Regions from separate parts of the Homo sapiens genome. Here regions 1 and 2 are each linked to region 3. A link is a loop called in an ENCODE intact Hi-C map of the cell type or tissue named here. Cell type or tissue: ascending aorta. All regions are shown on one strand.

Region 1 (8,000 bases), 74 kb after region 3:
TTTGCAGACACCACACTTTCTACAACAACCTTGAGTACGTGGTTGGGTCAGCTACTCTATAGGTTTGGGGCACATGTACTCACTGTCTGTAACAGAGACTGGCTAAGAGTTCTCCAAGACACTTCTCTTTCTCTCCTGTGCACATAGCGAGGTGCCTCTCTTATAACAAAGGGTTGTCCTGTGGCTGGATTCTTGAATGTGGTCTCAAGTGATCTATACTATCTCAACCCCAGCATTGCTCCATGATACATCTTTCCTTCCATTCATGGGTGGCCTCCAGAACCTTAAAAGATGGGGGAGTCACTAGAAGAATTATAGATCCCTGAAACACTGCATGGAGAAGAGTCCTCTTCTACCAACTCATACATCGTATTTTGATGTGAGAAATCAGCCTTAATCCTGCTTAGCTGTAACTCTTTGATATAGAGCCGCCCTATCCTAAGTAAAAGACACTGTTATTCTCTGTCTTTCTGGGGGCTTTTTCTTTGGCACTACAGAATGTAATTTTTACTTAACGGGAGTAGCAAGTTTTGAGACCTTAGGTTGTGCTTTGGTGGTAAGACATATGGTAGCTGGGGCTAGGTAAAGCATTTTACATAATCCAGCCCAGCTTCTGGGAGCTCTAGATAAATATTTTGGGCCAGAGGACAAGCTAAAAATAGTTGCTTTGTTTTTCCTCGCCACTGTTCCCTATTCATTTTTTCCCCTTAAAAGATGGCACCCCTGAGATGAAGGAAATTCAATTATTTAAAGGCCCTTTGGACTAGATGCCATCTTAATGTAGCATCCCCTTAGAGCAATCTACTGTTGTTATTATTTTAACAACAAATATGTAAAGAAGTAGAAAAACAACAGTCAGGTGCTTTAGGCAGGTACACTCAAAATAAAGAAGTTTAAATTAAGACACCTTATAGTTGGATACAATTGAATCTTTTCACTGATACTAGAAAGAAAGTCTATGCTAGACACTGGAGTAAGTACAATGAATAACACGATTTGGTTTCTTCTTCGTAGGAGTCAGGTGTAAGGATTGGGGGAAAAAAAAACAAGAAAACAACATCGCATAAAATAGAAAATAAAATAAGTGTAACTGATCGTAAGGAGTTTTGAGAACCATTAAAGCAATCAGATACAGATAGGAGTTTATAAAAAGCATTGCCCTGGCTGTCTAAGAATGGATACATGGTAGTTTCAGTAGTTAAAAGGGGCAGAAGCCCCTACGTGAAAGTACTGGACAATGAGATTTTTCAGTCCCTTTAAGGAGTGGTCCTGTGATTCTTTCCTTCTTTGGGGTGCCCCAGTCAAAACGTGGTAATTAGCACTGCGTAGACTCCTCTGTGTTCATCCCCAGGGTAAAAATGGAAATGAATCATGGATTAGATTTATAGCCACTGAATTTATTGAGCAAGGCCCAAGTTCTTGTTCTAAGTTAAGATCCCTCCTCACCTAAATAAGAGTAAAATGGAAATAATCGCCTTGAGATTCAAATCGGGAGTGAGTTGGAGTTGGTTACCTGTCTACTGGTTCTACAAACAGTGAAAATAACTTCGTATCAGACCAAAGTCAAGATAACTGATTCAATGATGCTTATAGAATCTGTTATTGTTGCTGAATCTTTTCCCTAACATTATCTTCAATTCCTGGTGGTGGTGGTGGTGATGATGATGATAATGATAAGTTAATGATGATGAAGGTAGCATAATAAAAATAACTACTCTTTATTGAGCTATTACTATTGCTACAGCATTGCTTCCCGAATTTGCCTGAAAACAAGAACTTCTTAACTATGCTTGCTGAACACATGGACTCCCAGGCTGCAACTCAAATCTACTCTATTACAATTCCTAGTGGATAAATTTGGGAAGGTTGGGGAACAGTATGCCAGGCTGGCTAGGTGCTCAGTACTTTTCATTGATTATGATAGTTGATTCCCACAACAATTTTATGAGGTAGATTCTATGATTAATCCTATCACATAGATGAGAACCCTGAGGCATAGAGAAGTTAAGTGACTTGCTTATGCCAAAAACTTTGGATAGGATTTTCTTCAGGCACATTCACTAGAGTTCTATGCCTGACGCTGAATTCCAACAGAAGCCCTTACAGGCTTAGCTGGCTTCCAGTGAAGCTTACAGGAAATTCCCAATTGCTTGGTGTTCCTATGCAGGGAAGACTATTCCAGTTTGGAACCTTGTTCCATCCTTCTTGGTTCCTGAAGGATTCGCTCCTGTGCTTCTTCTTTCCTTTCCAGCATTTCAAGTCACTCCCTGTCCACAGGGTCCTTCCTCTCCACCTTGAGTAATTACTAAGATTTCAGAGAGTTTGCACTTTAGGAAGGGACATAAGTCTCACAATAAGTGCCACTGAAGAGGTGCAGAGACAGAAAGTGCTGTGAAAATTTGGAAAAGATAAACAATTCCTGCTCTGGAATATCAGAGATGGCGTGGCATGGCCCAATTCACTCGTGCAAATTCTGAGATATTGGTAGGTTTTCCACTGGCAGAGGTGAGGTGAGCTCACCAAAAAAAAATATTTTCTTCCTTTTCTCTACTGTGCAAATTGGGTCTTTGTGACTTAGTCCAAGTAGGGGAAAATAAATCTTAGCCCCATGATGGTTTAGCAGTCTAAGTCATCTGTTTCAAAATAGGATGGAATTACAACCAGCTGGTAGTAATTTTCAAATCCTGACCCCTGCAGAAAGGGGTGAGAATTCACCAGAAAGTCCATTTCTTCTCCAGGGCACCAAGCTGCATTTCCCTCAGTGGGTGACATGGATGCGAAGGGGCTTTTTGCTTTTATTTTTAATTTTGTTAGTAACCGCAAGCCACACGGTTCCAGTATTTTGAATACAGCATTTATAAGTTAAAAGCAGAAGAAGGGTACAGAATGTGCCATATTTTCTAGTTCATTGTTCCATGTCCATAAAACAAAAACACTTTTAAAAGGCAAATTTTACATTCTTCAAGGTAGCAGCAGCAGTAGTACTGTTCTCTCTGCCATTTACAGTGAAGGGTAAAACTTAAGCTGTTTGGACACGCCATCAATCTTACTCATCCCTGCAGCAGCACAGGGGAACCAACAGTCCTTTCCATTTCTAATATTTAACAGTTCTTAGTTATGAATAGGCAACCCCATGCTTTTCACCACCTGTTATAAGCCGAATCGTGTCCATCAAGGAGACTGATAGAAGTTCTAAGCCCCAGTACCTGTGCATGTGACTTTATTTGGAAATAGGGTCTTGGGAAATTTAACCAAGTTAAGATGACATCATCAGTGTGGGCCCCAATCCAAGGGGCTTTGTGAAGACAGAGACATAGTGAGAATGCAGTGTGAAGATGGAGGCAGAGACCCGAGTGATGTGTCTGCAAGCCAAGGGGCATCAAGGAGTCCTGGTCATCCCCAGAAGCTGGAGGAAGGCATGGATCAGATTCTCCCTCAGAAAGAATCAACCCTTCAAACACTGAATGCAGCCTTCTGGCCTCCAGACTGTGAAGAAACAAATTTCTGCTTTTTTTTGAGACCGAGTCTTGCTCTCTGGCACAGGCTGGAGTGCAGTGGCGCAATCTCGGCTCACTGCAAGCTCCGCCTCCCAGGTTCACGCCATTCTCCTGCCTCAGCCTCCCGAGTAGCTGGGACTACAGGCGCCCGCCACTGCGCCCGGCTAATTTTTTGTATTTTTAGTAGAGACGGGGTTTCGCAGTGTTAGCCAGGATGGTCTAGATCTCCTGACCTCGTGATCCGCCTGCCTCAGCCTCCCAAAGTGCTCGGATTACAGGCATGAGCCACCGTGCCCGGCTAATTTCTGCTGTTTTAAGCCACCCAATTAGTGATACTGCCTCACAGCAGCCCTTGAAAATTAATACACCACCTTTACGAAAACTGTTCACAAAGGAACTCTGTGTAACATTACACATAAAATGTAACAAAAACACTTAATATGACAACTGTTGTAAATATGAAAAATATTATCACATGAAAGATAGTGGGAGATGTTATAGAGTTCACTGCCAGGTTACTTTGATGGAGAAAGAAAGAGATTGCTCACAGTGAAGTTTGGTTCATCTTTGGAAAGGACCTGAGAGATGGTCTGATCCGGGAGTGGGCAAACTAGGGCCCGTAGGCCAAAAGCGGCTGACGGGGCATGATTGTACAGACCCTGAGCTAAGAATAGCTTTTACATTTTTGAAATGTTCTTGAATGTGGGCCCATCTCTTTTTTCCTTCTATCCAGAGGTTTCCAGAGCCACTAGAAGGAAGGATTTTTAGATCCCCAAAAGATTATGTGGCATAGACAACCTAACCCCCTACTCACACTTTACTGTGATGTGAGAAATACGTTTTGATTGTTTAGGCACTGAGATTTCTGTTACACACAGGTAAGGGTTTTGTGTTATAATAGTTACCATAATACTATTCTACCCTAATAGATGCTGTTATTCTCTATCTAAGCCTAACTCAACCCTAATTCTAATAAAACCGGAAGAATATGCAGTGGACAACCACGTGTGGCCTGCAAACCTGAAAATATTTGCTAGTTGGTCCTTTACAAAAAAAAAAAAGTTTGCCAACCCTTGGCCTAGTCCAGTGATTTATAACATTATTATTATTATTCAGTGAGAAATACTTAATTTTGTTAAAAAAGAGAGAGAGAGAGATAAATAAAACAGAGAAAAACGCTTCTGCTCTTCCTAATGAAGCAGGGTCTGCAGTCTTGAATTCTCCCACTCAACTATCTTAGTTGCCCCTGACCTAATAGAGATCTTGGGTTCCACTGATAATCGTGATAGTGATATTGGCAACAATCAATTGAGTATGCATAGTGTTTCACAACACTACTAAACATGTCCCAGACACTCTTGAATTTCATCTTCCAATTAATCAGGTGAGGGGTGTGCTATTAGCCCCATCTTTATACATGAAGACACTGGAGTTTAGAGAGATTAAATTAGTTGACCTACATCTGGTAAATGGCAAAGACAGAATTCATATCACTGGCCCTCTGGCTCCCATACCGCTAACTATGCCCATTTAGCTCTGTTCTTATGTGGTCCTACCTCCTCATTGAGGGCCCTAAGGTTCAGAGAGGTGAAGGAATATGTCTAAAGTCTCAGGCTAGTTGGTCATTGATTGGGTCTGGAGTTCAGGTCTCCTGACTTCCCATGCGATGCCCTTTCCACTGTCCCATTCGGGCTCAATTGTCCTGGCAGAATGTGGGTTGAGAAAGACATAGACCAAACTGGCTCTGGGACTGGAGGGTAGGCAGGTGCAGGGGTGGAGGTCCCACATTCTCATTCTCATGCTCATCAGCTGGATGGGCCAGAGAAAAAGGTTTATTTAGCTTGGGACTGGTGGACCATTCTCTCTCCCGCAGTTTCCTCTCATTGTCCTTGCTCACAGAAGTGGTATCTCCCTCAGCAAAACCCCTCAGTGGCCTCACATCTCAGGAGAGGCCCCACGCGTATTCTGTTCTCCAACAACTGCTGGCCATCGTCAACCAGATCTATTTCTCACATTGGCTTAGCCTGCCTTTCTCTAACTTTGCTCCTCATCCCTTTCTTCTGACTCCATTTTGTCCCCTGGGTTACAAGCTTGGATCCATCTTCTGATTCAGACTCTAGATCCTCAAGAATCTGCCTCTCCTTGCTAGCACCTGAGAACTGCCTTGACTGAAGTTGGCTGATTGCTTCTTAACTCACCACTCAGCATCATTATACCCAGATTTTACCCAGAAGGATGCATTTCCAGGAAACTCATCCCAGTTTCATACTTGGGACCAGTAGCTCCCTCTTTCCCTGTGATATGTTTACCTTCTCCTCTGTGGGATGCACTCTATGTGTCAACTGCATCAACACTATTATGGTTGCCGATAGTATTAAGCTAATGGCTTTCAAGGACAGAAGTTTGTACTAGTGGTAAAAAAAACAATAATAGTGTAACTAATTCATTGAACACTTTATACACATATTACCTTGTGAGGTAAGTACTATTATCATCTCCATGTTGCAGGTGGGGAAACTGAGGCACAGAAAGACAACTTGTCCAAGGACACAGAGCCCAGAAACATGGAACCAGACTTGGAACCTTCATATAAAGGTGCAGTCACCTTTGCTGGCTTCCTACTGTATGTCAGGCCTTCCTCTTGGTGCTTCATACAAGTGGTGGGAAATTCTTGGGAGATATTTGCCCATATGTTTTCCTTGGTATTTCCCGTGTTTCTCCCCATTAGGCAGCTAGGCCTTCTGTAAAGCTTCAGGGAAGGGAAAACCAGTGAAACAAAGATAACAGAGGAGTCATATTTTTAGCTTTTGAGTCTCAAATGGCAGGTTCTGGTCATAAACTAAAGATTTGGAAGATTAAATGAAAAGCTGGGAAACTTTTTCTCCAGACCAGACAAGACTTTTCAAATTTGAGAAGGAGATCCAGGGAAGCCAAGAAACCTGACGTGATGGTTGAGTTCCCAGGAAGGAGTCCTAGCGTGTAGCACCTGCCTGCAGCCTGGCTAACCGGCAGGGCAATGGTGGAACATCCAGGCAGGGCTGAAGGTGGAAAGCTACATGGATCTGACATCCATGTAGATGTCATGTAGGTTTTGATGAGAGCATCTTGCTTTGACTGAGATTACATCTCCACGATGAAGCCAAATAGGGATTCAAAATAGAAACTAAGTCGAGTTATAAAAATATAAAAAGAAAGTTGCTTTTCTTACACAGCTGAGTTTTGGGGCACATATGTACCCACACATTCATTATCTCTATTCTGCACAATGACCTGTGGAGTTATTTTTTATCATCCCCATATTATAGCATTTGATTACAGAGTGGAAAAATTACTTGCCCAGGGGACACAGCTAATAAGTAGAAGAAAAAGTACATTAGGAGAAAAGTGGAAAATAAACAATGAAGGAAAAAGAAAAATAAAAGAAGTAGTGAGAAATAGGTAGAGATCGCAAGGCATAACCTCCGAGTCACAATTCTCCCGGAAAGAACATTTCTCTTTATTCTCCAAAAAAGTGAACATTTTATCAGGATATACTTACATTTTATTTGGAGGAATAGTCATTTCCTTGATCCCTTTTCCCGAAGATCTAGCTTGGGACCAGACGTTGTGAAAATGTAGCCAGCCTCCACGAAGGAGTTATTTCAACTGTGTCGTCGCTGCAAAAAAATTACATGTGAATCAGAGTTCTATCATGGAAATTATGCTTTGGGACAAATATGTTATGAATGACGGCTCATAAAATCATGCCAGTATGTATGCTATCACCGCATTCAATTATTTTAACCTGCTGTGAACTTGCTTGTGATAAATCATGGGAAAACTAAAGAGAACTATCTTAAGCCACTGCACTGTTTCACTCGCTCAAGTCATTCACGGCTCTAAAAATACAATTTATATCATTGGATTCCTGAAATTCTTTCAGTGCTTACATTCTGATTTAAGTGGCATTAAAGCTAGGGCGATTAAGCTGAGAAGTCCAAGGCTACCGAGCAATGTCCCCCCGGGGTATTAGCTGTCTATCAGATCGAGAACACTGTTTATCAGACTCCCAGGAAGAAAGCAATTAGAACGTGGCCTGTGGGTTGGAAAAAGGCTTGAGATTCTCAGCCTGAAAAAGGAAGGATCTTTCAATAACAGCAAGTGTGACACTTTTGGTGGGACTCATCTAGAGTAGGGTGATCATAAAATTTAATAACCATCTTAGAACATTTTGGGACTTGATGGGGAGACCATTAACATTGACATCAGGAATAAAGTAGGACTGTTTTTTCAAACACACAACACACAGCTGTTTTTTCAAACACAAACAGAGAAGGATTTAATAAGGGACTAATAAGAAAAATGAAGTTGAATCTCCTTCATGTTTAAGGACCACTTCTTAAATCCCTTCTCCATGGACCATCTGGAGAAAAAAGTGGGTTCTTTACCTGCATTTTCTCCACAGTCCTGACATTATTCTTCATATACCTTGGGGAACACAGAGCTGCTGGTACTGCTCATACA
Region 2 (8,000 bases), 60 kb after region 3:
CTCCGTCTCAAGAAAAAAAAGAAAAAAGTATAGTATGGACTTTATTTTCTGAATTCATAGACCTATATTTAAGATATATGTATGTATCTTAACAAAAATGCTATAAGTATAGAATTAAATATTAATTGTGGTTAGCTCTGGGTTGCAAGGTTATGGATTCAATTTTCTTAATATTTTCTGCATTTTTTCCAGTTTTCAAATGCGCATAAATTATTTTTATAATCTGGGGAAAATGTGCATCCGTGATGTAGTAACATTGTCACTTAGCCACTAACTCACTACCAGGAATGTTCTCCCTCTCTCTGCTCCGACCCCTTTCAGACTCAATTTCACTGCTATACGGCTTCCTTCTCCGCCCAGTTGGGTGGTGGTGCCCAGGTTCTGCCATTCACTTCTGTTGTCAGCAGACAGCAGCCCAGAGCAACAGTCAGGCTGCAGTTGCTGTGGGTTCTTTGCAATATCCTCTTTAGCCACCTTTCCCATCAGCTGATCTGCCAAAAAGAATACCTAAATGTCATTTAATCATGATACCTAGCTCACTTACCTTATGTGGAAACTATGGAGTTACAGTTTGGTAATACACAGCCCTGCCTCCAGGAGCTGGCAAGCAAATGGAAGAGACTCGCCCAGAGTACCAGACAATGTTATATCACAGTTTACAAAGATGACGCCCACATCGTCTACCTCGTGGCAGGTGAATGTCGACAGCACAGGGCCACCAGATTTCACAAGTAAAAATACTGCATGGCACAAAAATGGCATGAGGCATACTTAAAAAATTATTCGGCCGGGTGTGGTGGCTCACGCCTGTAATCCCAGCACTTTGGGAGGCCGAGGCAGGCAGATCAACTGAGGTCAGGAGTTCGAGACCAGCCTGGCCAACATGGCGAAACTCCATCTCTACTAAAAGTACAAAAATTAGCTGGGCATGGTGGTGGGCACTTGTAATCCCAGCTACTCAGGAGGCTGAGGGAGGAGAATCGCTTGAACCCAGGAGGCAGAGGTTGCAGTGAGCTGAGATTACACCACTGCACTCCAGCCTGGGCGAAAAGAGCGAGACTCCCGTCTCAAAAACAAAAACAAAACAAAACAAAAAAATTCAAATGTATCTAAAATTCAAGTTTAACTGGGTTTCCTGTATTTTATCTAGCAACCCTAGGCAGAAATTATTTCCTCCATCTCCTCTCCCTATCCGCATTTCACAGATGAGGAAACTGAGACCAGTGAGGTCTTGTGACTTGCTGTATTCTCATATTTAATCAGTGAAGCCTGAATTAGAACCTAATCTCTAGCTTTTAGCTTAATTGTACTCAGAGTTTGGCTCACATGTGGTCTCATTTACTTTTGCATTTGCGTGTGTCTCAATATTTGAATGGGCTCAGTGCAAGTGAATTTCTGTTTTGCTTCTGGAGTGTTGTCATCTCTGGTTAGTGGTCCTCCGTCAATTAGACAAGCAACCACAGGGCCTCTCAGAGGATCTGGAAGTGAGGATGCTGGGTAGAGGGAGCCCTGTTGCTGAGTCGGCCCCTATAGATGGGTAGCACGCCTGCCCTGCTGCTGTTGAGAGAGCTCTTCACCACAGGTGGCTGTGCTGTGCACCCCACGGGAAAGCAGCAATTTGTGTGCAAATAAGCCTCACAGTCTAAGCCCAACGGCTTAGGGTGCATGGACAGAGACACCCAGGGCTCCCTGAGCAGTACCCCTTCACTCATACCTCCTCTCCAGAGCCTAGGGGGGTACCTCCCCCAGCATAGGTGCCTGATTCACAAGCATCGAATGAGTAAATCAGTGCTTCCTGTTTCGCCAGAGATCTGGTTCCTGCAGTGGGCTCTACCCTCCAGCACTCCTGGTTGGCCTGTGGCAGGGAGCAGGAGACACTTATTTACTGCTCCAGGATGAATCGCTTCACGGAGGGGCCTGAAGTGGCAGTCGGGGGGACTCCACCTTCCATAGAGACTCTGGCTGAATTCCAGATTTAACTCTGAAGAACTGAGTTTTAGGCATTTGTGCTTACACCACTTGACACATACGGGGTAGAGCTATTTCATCACACCCTGTGTACTTATCGTCAGACACCACATTATGGAAATCTACCAGACAGGAACCCACTCCCTTTCTCTGCTTTTCTCTCTGCTTTCTGGTTTTGTGGAGAGACCAGGCTCTGGAGTGCAGCGAGATCTCCACAGGTGCATCTGATCCAGCTGGACACCAGGAGATGGTTTTGGTTGTACCTTTTCAAGTTCCCTGCCAGAGACGGCACTGGCTTTTCTTCGCTGGCTGCCCAGCTGACATGCTAGGCTTCTCTGGTGAAAAACAAGCATTTCAGAGTTGCCCAGAGAGGACTGAGTGTGGAGGTCATGGCCTTGTGTCAACCTGGCATGCTGGTTCAGGACCCACTCACCACGGAGGTCCTCTGGGGGTTTCAGACACCTGCTCTTCTACCTTCCCGCCCCTGCCTATTCCTTCTTGCATTGGAAGAAGGGATTAAATGTCTGCCATACTTCAGTGGACAGAGCAAGGGTCTCCAGGCCCTGCTGTGCCTTGGCTGGTGTTATCTCCTCTGAATTCAAGTCCTGGCAGACAAGCACCACGTCTTTGAGAGTTGTGTGTCATTTCTGGTACACAGACAAGGCTCTGGGACAGAACACTTTTGCTGCAGGGATCCAAAGCAAATGAGAGGAAATCGAAGCTCCCTGGTCAGCAAGGCCCATCTGTTTGTCCGTCTGTCTGTCTGAGCTCAGTGGTGGTGAACAGCAACCTCAGGGAGGCATCCAGGCTAGGGAGGGGACGGGTCAGATCTTGCTAAAATTTCATAAGACGAGCTTTGAGAGATTCAGAAAACAGCTGAATAAAACCCCCAAACCTATCGAGAGCTTTATGTTCATTAAAAAAGAGTTGTTTCTGTTCCTATCAAAACAAACAGTCGCTCCGGGCTGGGGCTCTCTTATGTTATTGTTAAGTGCCAGGATACTGTGACTTTTTGAGTAAAGAATTATTTTAAGATCAGCCCAAGGAGGTGTGGCTGACTTCAGTTGCAAACACAAATTAAAACAGTGGGGTTCTTAGAGGATTTATGTTTGACTTTCTGCAGTTCTTAAACCGCTACCCTTAATAAGTACTATGATGAGGTATCAGTTGTATGTTTCTCAAAACTGTGTTCACTGATCTGACTCTATCTCATATTAAACAAACAGTAATAGCTTTCAATAGTGTGGCTCAAAAAACAAAATAACAGCAACAACAAAAGTTCCACTTTGAGCCTAACACATGTTAAACTATCCCTCTCTCTCTCTTTGATTCATCCCATGATTTAATTAGCACCTTCCATGTGGTGTATTAGGCACCAGGATATAAACCCAGATAAGCTATGCTGTCAACCTCAGAGTAACTTCTGAAGGGAGACAGACACATAAACAAACACAGGGAGTGAAGTGTCAGAAATGCAATCCTGAAAAATCTGCCTGGGAACCATGGAACTTGTGGTGACTTACCGATATGAATGTTCTTCCTTGAGTAGAAGCATTAGAAATAATGCATAGAATATAAAAAAAATTTCACATGCATAGAAGAACTCATAAAAAATAAAGGAAATCACTAGATGCCAAAAGAAAAAAGAAGAAATTTAATATCCAAATGGTAAGAGTAACTGGAAAGCTCAGATCCGAATGCAGAGCTTAGGGGCCGGGACCCTGGGATCCTAGCATGAGCTGGGGAAAGAAGGCACAGCTTTATTCATTGCCAAGGCAAGGAAGCTAGAACTAGACCCCTCCATAAAGTGTGGAGTCTCTAGGAGGGCCCTGCCAGATAAAGGCTGTGGCTCACTGGTCCAGCAAAGTGAAGAGAGGGCTCGCCTTCCATGTGATGCCTTGGATGGAAAAAAAAACAACAACAAAAAAACAGCTCTTATAAGAAGTTGAAAGCCCTGTTCAACTTGTTATTATAGATTCAGGGTCCAAATTTACAGAAACTGTGCAGAAAATAAAAAGTATAAAAACCTGCCACCTGAGGAATGGAGCATAGAAACTGGTTCAGCACCCATGAATGACAGAGGAGCCGCTGCCCAAAGGGACCGAGGATGGGTGGAGGGGTTCTGTAATGTGATCTGTCTCACACACAAGAATGATCCCTCTGGGGGTAGTGAGAGGGAGGGAGCAAGGACAGATGGAGAGAGCTGCCAGGAGACCAACACACAGTTCCAAGTAAATGCGGGCGACAGCCCAATCTAGGCACTGCAAAGGACCAGCAAGGATTCCTGCTTTTAGGTTTTGCCCCTGCTTCTTTACTCCCATCTTGAACATCAGATATCTTCACTCCCACTTTTGTCTGTGTCCCTGGGTGTAAGAGAAAAGCATTTTCTGCCCCACCCCCCAGGCCCATCCATCTTGTGTAAGCTGAGGCCCTTCTGCCCCATGCCAGGGCCACAGCTAGTCTGAATGTCCCACCATCCAGGGGAACCCTTAGGCTCTTGAGTCCAGCCATGCCCACCACACCCTCTGGCCATCTGTAGACTTCTTTTCACTTGCTCTGTGCTTCCTCCCTCCTGAGCCAGTCTCCCATCTCTCTCTCCCCAAAACCTTTTCACCCTACCATTTGGGGATAAAAAACACAAAACAATACTTTTCCTGACTACCAAGCTCCTCCACATCACCACATTCTTCAGTAAATATTTTCTCATGTCCGTGTCTTAATTAAGACCGGGCTCTCCCCTACACACAATTTCCCTCTGATGCTCTTTCATTCTCCCACACCCCACACAGCTCAAGACCCAAAGGTGCAGTGTGTGTCTTCAATATGTGTATTACAAATATTTTAATTGCCTTAAAAAAGAAACAGACAGTCTTGTGTGAGGCAGGTGCAGAAACACACTTCAGCAGCCTGCACAGACAGGCCGGGGTTTCTTGTCAAACTGTGTGGCCACTCTCCAGATGAATTATAGTCAATATGAGTTCTCAAAGACCATTCAATTGCAGGAAGTGCTTGTATCATGAAATTTCTCTTTCAGATTTAATAAGCATATAGAATCAATTTCATGCACACTTAAGAAAGATGGAAAGAAGGAAGGCTTTCATTTTTCCTGGTAGGAAGGTTTTCAGGGTATCCTACAATTAAGTAAGTGAAGCAATTTTTCTCTCTCTTCCTAAAAGTTACAAGGTAGGGGAACTATTTCTGCAGGTGATTTCTGCCTCCCACTCAGCTGACATGTTCCTGTGTAGCGAGTTAATCACAGCTAAGGGCAACATAAAAGTCTCTATTGGAAATATAAAAGCACGGTTGTCTTGGGATGACATGAGGATGATGATGATGATGTAGTTTATTGAGCCAGCACCTATTAGGAGTTATTCCAAGTGCTTTATAACTATTAAACCATGTAGTAAGTATTATTATGGCCATTTTACAGTGGAGGAAACTGAGGAAAAGTCAAGTCACTTGCCCAAGAAAAGTCAAGGTCACATTATTGGGAAGTGATAGAGTTGATATTCCATTCCAGGCTACCTGATTCCTGAGAATTCACTCTTTACTACACTATTGAAAGTTAGCATAAAACATAGCATTGTATAAAAACATAGCAATCCAGATATTGTGATAGGTAATTATTTGTATCATTTTTCTAAGGGGTTTATGACTATGCATATTCCTACACTGGTAGGTTTATACAGGTACAAAACTAACTTTTTTTTTTTTTTTTTGAGACAGACTCTCGCTCTGTTGCCCAGGCTGGAGTGCAGTGGTTCGATCTCCGCTCACTGCAGGCTCCACCTCCCGGGTTCACACCATTCTCCTGCCTCAGCCTCCCAAGTAGCTGGGACTACAGGTGCCCACCACCGTGCCCGGCTAACTTTCTGTATTTTTAGTAGGGACGGGGTTTCACCGTGTTAGCCAGGATGGTCTCGATCTCCTGACCTCGTGATCTGCCCGCCTCAGCCTCCCAAAGTGCTGGGATTACACGTGTGAGCCACTGCGCCCGGCCCAAAACTTCTAACTTTCTTGAGGAAGATAGCTGAGAAAATGGAGACTGTATTCAAAAATGTCTTTACAAATCACAAGCTCTCTTGCGTCTACTTTTTTCTTTTTTCCAACTTTCTATACCTGGATTCTCAGCCATGCAATTGATGTGTCAGAGTTTATAGGGGTCTCCATTTGTCAGTTGGTTGCCTCCTTCAGATAGCTGCATCTATTTGCTCCTATGTATGTGTAGCTCAAGTCACCTATCCTGTGAGACCCTAGAAGACATCTCCCGAGAACTTGGTTTTAGAAGGTGACAGAATTTTATAATAAAATTGATTTTTGTTGGAAGAGCTCTTTGACTAGTACTAGTGCACTTGCTTAGATGCCGAATCCTAGTTTTTCAGGTGTTTTGGCTTGGGTCCAAATCAGACCTTCTGGGCTTTATTCTCCAGAGTAAAAGAAGCTGCCAGCACCAGCCTCTCTTCCCTCTTTGAGTAACCAATTTTGAATTTGTGTTTCTACTCTCTGTTAACAACTTTTCTGATGGCGCAAGTTTAATATTTCAATACCTGTTGATAATAATGATTTCCTCCATAAGTGAAATTCTAATGTGGTAAAGCATCTGAATCCAAATGCTCTGGTTTCCAGTGGGAATTGTCCTAATGGCAAATGATGTTGAATATCTTCCCATGTGCTTATTTCTTCCTTCTGTACACTCGCTTTGGTGAGGTGTCTATTCAAATATTTTGCCCATGTTTTGCTTCAGTTAGATGTTTTCTTACTACTGAATTTTGAGAGTTCTTTATACGGTTGGGATACAAGTTCTTTGTCAGGTATGTGATTTTAAAACATTCTTTTCAAGTCTGTAGATTGTCTATTCATCTCTTAGTGTCTGTCTCAGAGCAAAATTTTAATTTTAATGAATTCCAGTATATCATTTTTTTTCTTTTAGGGATTATGGTTTTGGTGTTGTATCTAAGAACTCTTCATCTAACCAAAAGTCATGAAGATTTTTTTTCTGTTTTCTTCTAAAAGTTTTATAGTTTTACATTTAACATTCACATCTATGATACATTTTCAGTTAGTTTTTGAATAAGGTGTGAGATTTAGTTAGACGTTTATTTTCTTGTATATGAATGCTAAATTGTTTCACCACCATTTGTTGACAATACTGTCCTTTTTCTGTTGAATTGTCTTCACATCTTTGTGAAAAATCATTTGTCCATATTTGCGTGGATCTGTTTCTAGACTTTTATTCTATTGCATTGATCATTGTATCTATCTTTTCTCTAATACTACTGTCTTGATTACTGTAGATTTATAACAAAATTTTTGAAATTGAAAAAACAATTTCTTTAACTTTAGTTTTCTTTTTTCAATACTGTTTGGTTATTCCAGTTCCTGTTCCTTCACCTTTTCATATAAATTTTAAAAATCAGCCTGTCTATCAATTGGGATTTTTATCACCATCTCATGAAATCTAAGGATACCTTTACTTAGAAAAAAAAGATAGAGCTAAATCAATAAACACAATCTAAGCTGAGTGAGAGAGAGAAAAAAAGATTGGAAAAATAGAACAGACTCTCAGGGCCTGTGGGACAATAACGAAAATCTCATGTTCATGTCATTGTAGTCCTAGAAGGAGAAGGAGTATGGCGTGGAAAAAAAACTGAAGAAGCAATGGCTGAAAACTTCCCAAGTTTGGAAAAAAAGAAATAAACCTAGAGATATAAGTGTAGAGAACCCCAAACAGAATTAATTAAAGAAATGAGCACTTAGGGGTATCTCAAGTTTCTGAAAACTAAAAACAAAGAAAAAATCTTGAAAGCAACCAGAGAAAAATGGCATACTACTTCTAACTAGAGGAACAAAGATTCAAATAAGAATATATTTCTCTTTAGAAACTATGTAAGCCAAATGGTAGTGGAAATTTTTAAGTGTTAAAGAAAAGAACTATCAACTAAGAAGTCTAGGTCCAGAAAAATTTTCTTCAGAAATGAAGGTGAAAGTAAAACATTCTTACATGAAGAAAAGTTGAGATAAAATTGTCAGGA
Region 3 (8,000 bases):
AGATAAGCCTGAGAATGGACGTTGTTTTCCTTCTACAGAAAGGCAGAAGCATGAAACAGCTCCGTTAAAGAGAAGACAGTATTTGTACTCAGGATTTGAACAAGGCCCATTTATTGAATATAGTTGCAGCACTGGAATCTGCAAGACAAAAGAGAAAGAGATGGATCAAAGTTCAATGAATTAGAATTGTTTGTTTTGAAGCCTAAACATTCCACAACTTCACGCGCTGCAATTAATATTTACCCCAAATTAAGGAAAAGACTAATCTTATTCAGAAGAGAAGTAGATCCGTGAATAATGCAAAACTGGCAACCAAAAGGAGAGGCTCTATCTGTTCGTTCGTCTGTATCTGGAATGTCAATCTGAGCTTCAGAGAATTCATAGACAAGTAGGGAGAAAGCTTTACAGAAAAGACAGATTTGGTGCTGGGATAATAAGTCTAAGCAGGAGTTTACCAGGTAGACAAGGTGTTCTCTCTACCCAGGACACCTCTCCTTGTCCCCTGGCAGATAGGGAGAAAAGAGGCAACCTTCAGGTTTGCTCTTTAGGAGATCTGCATTAGCTGAAATATACAATATTACGGCAGCAATTTTAAGAATCACAGACCTCTCTGGGAATCTCACGAGCATCCTGCTCCCAATGCAAACACACAAATACACAGAACTTAACACACGATTTCAGGAGGTTCCTAAACCTGTTTGTAGGCATGAGGTTGCATGGCTCTAGGCTTAAGAGGAGGAGGCAGAAAAGACCAGAATGGAAACACCTTCCCGTTAACTGAATCAACAACCTGCCCACTGAAGCCGTTGTGGTAGATAACACCAGTGCCGTGTTATTGGTAGTTTGTGGTAGATCATAGTTTAAGTTAACAGCTTTGTGCCTGGCACATAGTTCCTCCCATAGTGTATAAATAATGGACACAGTTATTCTCAAATAAGCCCTTTATTTTGATTATTATATATTTTGGTGTAAAGAAACCCTTATTTTGTGTTAAAATGAAAAGAAATAGTTAAAGCCAGAAGACCCACTTCACATTATCAGTCAAGATCTTGGAACCTGCCAGGAATCTTGCACGCTGCCAGGAAAAAGCAGCCCCTTTATAGAATGGTGTCTGAATACGGCTCCGTTCTGTTAGTGGCACCTTCTCTGTAAACATTTATCGTATAGGATCACGGGGAAAGCTGGCAGCACAAGACTACCTTTTGTGGCAAAGCTGCTTCCTCATGGGAGGGGCGATTACTAAGTTTGGGAAATATTTCTTGAAATTAACAGATTTTGGACATGTCATGGGTACCATACTTGCCTTAGACATGCAACTTCAAGAAGAATTTTACTACCTCGAACTCCCCCTAACTTCTGCCCTCCCAACCAGACTGTTACCCCTTGAACTCTTCTATATAGAATTATGGAGACCTTAGGATCTCTGCTGATGAATGCTGTAAGCATGTCAGGGTAAGCGTGGGTTCTCTGGAAAACTAATGGTTTTCTTATTTTCCTGCAAAAGTAAATTTAGGACAACATATCATTATTAGATTTATAACATGGACTTTTTTTTTTCTTATTTATTTCTGGAGAAAGCACAGGAAGATACTCTTACCTACCATTTTAAGGTTTTTTTGTTTTGTTTTTGTTTTTGTTTTAACAGAGTCTCTCTCTGTCGCTCAGGCTGGAGCAAGGTGGTGTGATCTCTGCTCACTGCAACCTCCGCCTCCCAGGTTCAAGCAATTCTCCTGTCTCAGCCTCCTGAGTAGCTGGGACTACAGGCGCCCACCATCATGCCCAGCTAATTTTTGTATTTTTAGTAGAGATGGGGTTTCACCATATTTGTCAGGCTGGTCTTGAACTCCTGACTTCAGGTGATCCACCCGCCTTGGCTTCCCAAAGTGCTGGGATTACAAGCGTGAGCCACCACACCCAACCCATTTTAAGGTTTAAATACTTATCATTTATTACAGTTCATGGAAAACAGCATTCTCTTTAAACTTCTGGATTATTTTTTACACCTAATGTGAGCAAATGTTCATAAAGGCTTTTCCAGTATGAAGTGATGGATTTAGGCAAGCGGGTGCTTCTGAAAGACACGAAAAGACTCAGTAAGCACAGTTGCTATTTGTGAAAGAGACTGATGGGTACTTGTGGAAATTAGCAGCTCCCCGTCTTTTTTGGGCTGGTAATTGTTATGTGACCAAGCTCTGGCCAATGAGCTGTAATGGAAGTGTTGTGCGGGGCTTCTAGAAATCTCTTTAAAATAGAGGAGACCACACTTTCCCTCCTTTCTCTCTTTCCTCCTACTTGAAGTGTGCCGTTCTGATAGATAGCCATGATAGAGAATAGCTATTTGAGACCATGAAGTAACCTGGAGAATGGAAGCCACATGCTCAAGTTGGCAGAGGATACAGTTCAGAGCCTGGGTCCCTGATGACTCTTTGGTGTCACCATACCAGACATCACACCAGCCACAGGCTGCCTACCTCTGGACTCTTTTTATGATTAGGCCACTATTAGGAGAGTTTTTTAGTTTAGCAGCAAAATCTAATTCTAATTAATAGACTCTTACAGGAACAATCACTTCAACTCTAAGTTTCTATTGAAATAATTACCCATGGCTTATCTTCCTGTTTGGTAACTGTCTGAGCATTCCAGTCATGTTGTGGCATTGGTAGATCACAGGTCATCAGGCTAATGGAAAGTTACAGTTGACATAGTTTAGCAATAGCTCTGATGCAGCTTCCATAAGACCTAAGAGAATCCCCAGGGCTCTGTCTTTGAGCTGCCGTTGGCCAATCTTCTGTCTTTACCTGGCCTGTTGAATAATGGATATACACAGCCTAGCTCCTCCCTCTGCTATAAATATTCTAGACATGAGAAGCACCAAGCCATTTTTCTTTCAATTATTTTGTGACTCTTATGGCTATTTGACTTTTCTGCGTCGAAAAACAAACATAGAACATTAAGATAAAGCCAGGTCTGCCACAAATGCAAAAAAAAATTTTTTCTCTTCCCTTGAATGTTTTCCTAGTGACTCCTTTTGGAATGTTATTTTGAACTTACAAAGGTTCTTTTAAAAAAACTTTGTATATTTCTTTTAAGCATCCCTTGAGAAAGTCAGATTTAAACTTAGCAAACTCATTGGCTTTTTAAAAGCACGTTCTTAAAATAGTTGATGTAAATCTTGGTGGGAAATCTTTAGGTGCCCCGAATGGACAGAAATAGAAATGTTAATGGAAATGCCATTTGTGAAGACATTGGTGACGGCTCCATTCAGATGGACCCAATCAGGAAAGACGGGAGTTTGCAAACCATTCCAATGTGAGTCTGACTTTAGGAGCCCCAGAGGGGAAAAAAAATAAGAAGCCAGTGAAAGAAAGTAAGAGAGCAGGCGGTTATAATGGTGTTTGGACAGGAGAGACTCCTAGGTATGCATGTTAACACATTACAAAAGTCACAGTTATTTTCTAACCCTTTTATGGAGCAACCTCATCTTTCAAAGATTACAAATATTATTAAATGAATCACTCTGGTAGGTCTGCGAGGCTTGGCATGACGTCAGCTATTTTGCTGTAGGTCAACAGGAGAGTGAGGTCACAGAAGGTCCAAGCTACACGGAAAGCTAGTGGCAAAGGCCTCTGGGTGCTTGGCTTTACAGACTGAGGACTCTGAGCGTCAGATGTTTAGAAATGTGCTTAGTCACATGGGTGGCTCATAGTAAATCCAGGCAGTGCCAGCACAGAGGTGTGGCTTGGTGATGGTGCCGTGAGGCGACAGTAGAGTAGGAGCTTTATCTCCCCCAATTCTATTCCAGACATCCCGCAAACCGCCCCCCAAAATCAATCACGTTTATGAAGAGTTGAGTTTTCCTTAGTGTTATTTTAAGGATGATTAAAAATATCTACAGAAATACAATTCTGAGGCCGGGCGCGGTGGCTCACGCCTGCAATCCCAGCACTTTGGGAGGCTGAGGCGGGCAGATATCCTGAGGTCGGGAGTTCAAGACTGGCCTGACCAACATGGTGAAACCCCGTCTCTACTAAAAATACATAATTAGCTGGGTGTGGTGGCGCGTGCCTGTAGTCCTAGCTAATCGGGAGGCTGAGGCAGGAGAATCGTTTGAACCCAGGAAGCGGAGGTTGCAGTGAGCTGAGATGGTGCCATTGCACTGACTAGGCAACAAGAGCGAAACTCCATTTCAAATAAAAAAAAAAGAAATACAATTTGATTTGTCCCCTACCACTCTCACTTTCTCAGTACTTCTCTCCTGCTCTTCAAACCAGAGGACTTCCATTTCTCTGTAATTCTCCCACCCTCATTAAGTATTCCATATCCACCAGAATTCCCAGCCCACAGGTTTTTATGTGATAGTGCCTTGCTATATTTATTGCTATATTCATTGAAAGGCTTCAGTCTTTAATGGTACCAGGCAGATTTTTAGCATGTTAATAAATGTGGTTTAGGCCAAGCACGGTGGCTCGTGCCTGTAATCTCAACACTTTGGAAAGCTGAGGTGGGAGGATCGCTTGAGGCCAGGAGTTCAAGACTAGCCTGGACAACATAGTGAGACCCCCATCTCTACCAAAAATTAGCCAGCACGGTGGCTGAAGCCGGTAGTCTCAGCTACTCAAGAGGCCAGGCAGGAGGATTTTTTGAGCTCAGAGTTCAAGGTTACAGTGAGCTGTGATCGTCCCATTGCACTACAGCCAAGGCAGCAGAACAAGACCCTGTCTCTAAAAATAAAAATATGAATAAAATAAATGTTGTGGTTTAGAATTATAGATCCCACCATAAGTCTGGGCATTTTTGCTAAGAGTGCACTCTAGTCATGGTGACTATACCTCCTTATCTGCCCTGTTGTGCTACTGCTATTGTTATTATTACTGTCGTCTTTCACTTGAAAAAGTGTCCTAAGGCCGGGTGCAGTGGCTCATGCCTGTAATCCTAGCACTTTGGGAGGCTGAGTTGGGCGGATCACTTGAGGTCAGGAGTTCGAGACCAGCCTGGCCAACATGGCAAAACCTCATCTCTACTAAAAATACAAAAATTAGCCAAGTGTGGTGGGGTGCGCCTGTAGTCCCAGCTACTCCAGACGGTGAGGCAGGAAAATCACTTGAACCTGGGAAGCAGAGGTTGCAGTGAGAGCGGAGATGGCGCCACTGAGCTCCACCCTGGGTGACAGAGCAAGACTCTGTCTCAAAAAAAAAATTAAAGAAAAAAAAAAAACCCAAAAAACAGTGTCCTAAGTTTGCATGATAAATTATAGGCTGTTCCACAGCCAGGGGACAAAGGACTCGCAGGCTTTTGAGTCCAGAGGTTGGAGTGGAGTATGATGTATCCAGGTCCATTGCTGGGGCAGGCCAGTTGGTGTTGGCCATAGATGCCAGCTCCCTGTTATTAGAAAGGTAGATCATCGGGTTCAAGCCTCCTCCAAATGGAGATTTTTCCTCTGTCACATTGCAGACATGGTCCTTAAGGCTGGGACAGGGACCTGGCTTTGAGAAGCAGCCCATCCTGCGTGTAGCACTGACGGCAAGGGAGTTCTTTGTCAGACTGAGCTGAATGCTTCCTTCTGGAAGGGCCAAGGACATCTGCTCTGCCTTCTACCTGATGACACTTTAGATGGTAGTATGGGAGGCCAGAGGATGGAAAGATACTATCTGACTGGAGGGTCAAGAGAGATCATTTGCTTCTCTTCTCTCTCCCAGATCTCTCCCAAGGGCAGCAAGGAGGCGTGGCTCGGCACTCCCCCTGTATCTGTCAGCTGCGTGTCCCCATGCAGGGTGCCAGGTGCTCATCTTTACTGCTGGATGGTCAGTGAGGGCATGGGGCTGGGTCCACTGCCTGTCTTGTTTTAGCTTCCGAATGGCAGGGCAAACACATATGCTAGTTAAAAGCATCTTGAACCTGTGAGGGCAGGTGTTATTGTGTCCCCAGTCCCTTTTGTCCCTGGACTTAAAAATCCATAGGCATTGGATAAACTTCAAAGCAGCTGCCTGGAACCTCCTTCCTCAGCTGACTCCAGAAATGCCTTCAGGGGCTCCCTTCCCTTCCCTTCCCTTCCCCTCCCCTCCCCTCCCCCCTCCTCCCGTCCCCTTCCCCCCCCCTCCCCTCCCCTCCCCTCCCTTCCCTTCCTTTTCCTTTTTTTTTAGACAGGATGTTGCTCTGTCACCCAGCCTCGAGTGCAGTGGCACAATCTCGGCTCACTGCAACCTCCGCCTCCCGGGTTCAAGTGATTCTCCTGCTTCAGCCTCCCAAGTAGCTGGGATTATAGGCGCCCGCCTCCACTCCTGGCTAATTTTTGTTGCGAGCTCATTTTCTAAAACCCTCTGCTTCTCCCTGCAGCGCACGGTTCTTCTTCTATGCATTTGTTCTCCTGGCTGGTAGTTTGGGCTGTGACTTACAATACGATGTTGGCCATTCATTCAATAAATATTTTTTGAGTGTGGAGCTACCTGGTAAACAAGCAGGAGTATTCTCAACCTCACAGGCTTTAAAAAAAATTGACAAATACAAATGGCATATAATTATGGTGTATACATGATGTTTTGAAATCTGCATACATTGTGAAATGGTTAAATGAAACTCATTAACATACGTATTGCCTCAGCTACCTACTATTTCTTTGTGGTGAGAACACTGAAAGTCTATTCTCCCAGGGATTTTCAAGCATACGATACATTGTTATTAACTGTAGTCACTGTGTTGTACAATAGAGCTCTTGAACTTATTCTTCCTAACTGAAATTTTATATCCTTCGACCAACAGCTTCCCACTCTGGCCTTCCCAGCTCTTGGTAACAACTCTAACTTTTATGAATTTGACTTTTTTAGATTCCATATAGAAGTGAGATCATGTGCTATTTGTCTTTTTGTGACTTGCTTATTTCACTCAGCCTAATGTCCTTCAGATCCATCCATGTTGTCATAAATGGCAATATTTCTTTCTTTCTTTTTTAAGGCTGAATATTATCTTTATGGGGCTTTAATTCAGGAGACGTGTTGGAGTCAGGCCTGAGCAAAACACCTCTGGATTCTTCCTTCTCAAGGCCCACTGGGGATTCTGTAGGGATCAGAGGAGCTGAAAGACTAAACAGGGCTAACCCTAAATTAAAAAGCCCAAACTTTGTTTCTTTATGACTTCTAACTAATGCAAATTATTAAGATAATTTAGTAGAAAAAATTCAACCAATCACTCTAACCAAATCTATTTTGGTTATTTTAAACCCTTCTATCTTTCTTATTTATTTCAACCATACTGTGCACACACTTGGCATTTGCTTTTTGTATGCAGATGTCAGAGTGTGGGTACGGCAGGGACTTCCATATGCACGGAGTTGGGAGCATTTGTCCCTTGACCTTCTCCCCTATACTCCGTGTCCTTCCTGCTCCCTGGAGGGGAAGGCCCACTTGAGACACCTTTCAGCTCTTGGCCATTTGGCCCTTCTAGACTTTCTGTCCCTGACTGAGATTATTCAGCAGCGTACACACCTCTGTCTAACTTGCCTAAGAAAAAGCGACGATAAGGACGCTTTCATCCATTTGCTCGACTTCTCTGAGTGGACTCTGGACAGCGCTGTTTGGGAGCCTACTTCTCATATCACTGTCGAAGGTGTCAGCTGTCCAGAAAACTGCCGAGAGAAAATAACACTGAGATTAGCTAAATGCAGATGGCCACCGTGAGCCCTTCTCCAGGGCACGGGTGAGGCGACAGCAAGTAGCATCGGTCTGCAAGGTGGCATTATCTAGAAGTTGTGTTCTTGTCGTTTCTCTTTACTGGTGCACATCACAGAGCTGGAGGGACACAGCTGGATAATCCTGGGTCCAGACTCAGAGCCTTAAGCTCCTTTTACTTATTTTTTTAATAACAAAGAGGAATCTCATGTTTTGCTCCAACGAACGACATAAAGGAGAAGTAGTGCATATTTTAGGAACTTTGTGTCCCAGATACCAAAAAGATTTTGTACCATCCTTAGAATAAGCAGATAGACACCATCTCCCCAGCCCACAAGG

The links. Peaks named below come from ENCODE experiments on the same cell type or tissue, not always from the same donor. Only the 100,000 strongest peaks of a DNase experiment are listed, where the experiment ranks them.
Region 1: a loop joins it to region 3, with 6 times the contacts of the local background. A loop is called at or near these places in 12 of 110 quality-filtered maps.
Region 2: a loop joins it to region 3, with 2.2 times the contacts of the local background. A loop is called at or near these places in 10 of 110 quality-filtered maps.

The regions. Positions count from the first base shown.
Region 1 is chr17:12,549,113-12,557,112 of GRCh38, reverse strand. It overlaps LINC00670 (long intergenic non-protein coding RNA 670), which reads right to left and starts at 7,145. Exons shown (of 4, transcript NR_034145.1): 1 at 7,036-7,145. In ascending aorta, no CTCF peak of the experiment used is centred here; DNase peaks (open chromatin) are centred at 3,312, 3,562, 7,132, 7,492 and 1 weaker place; H3K4me3 peaks cover 4,794 bases; H3K27ac peaks cover 7,918 bases.
Region 2 is chr17:12,562,604-12,570,603 of GRCh38, reverse strand. The region is part of intron 1 of LINC00670 (long intergenic non-protein coding RNA 670); the gene reads right to left. Among named protein-coding and RNA genes, the nearest start is that of LINC00670, 17 kb to the right of the region's middle. In ascending aorta, no CTCF peak of the experiment used is centred here; no DNase peak of the experiment used is centred here; H3K4me3 peaks cover 2,703 bases; H3K27ac peaks cover 3,555 bases.
Region 3 is chr17:12,623,012-12,631,011 of GRCh38, reverse strand. All of the region lies in intron 3 of LINC00670 (long intergenic non-protein coding RNA 670), which reads right to left. Among named protein-coding and RNA genes, the nearest start is that of MYOCD, 39 kb to the left of the region's middle. RefSeq lists an enhancer at 1-545. In ascending aorta, no CTCF peak of the experiment used is centred here; DNase peaks (open chromatin) are centred at 2,684 and 3,621; H3K4me3 peaks cover 1,299 bases; H3K27ac peaks cover 6,944 bases.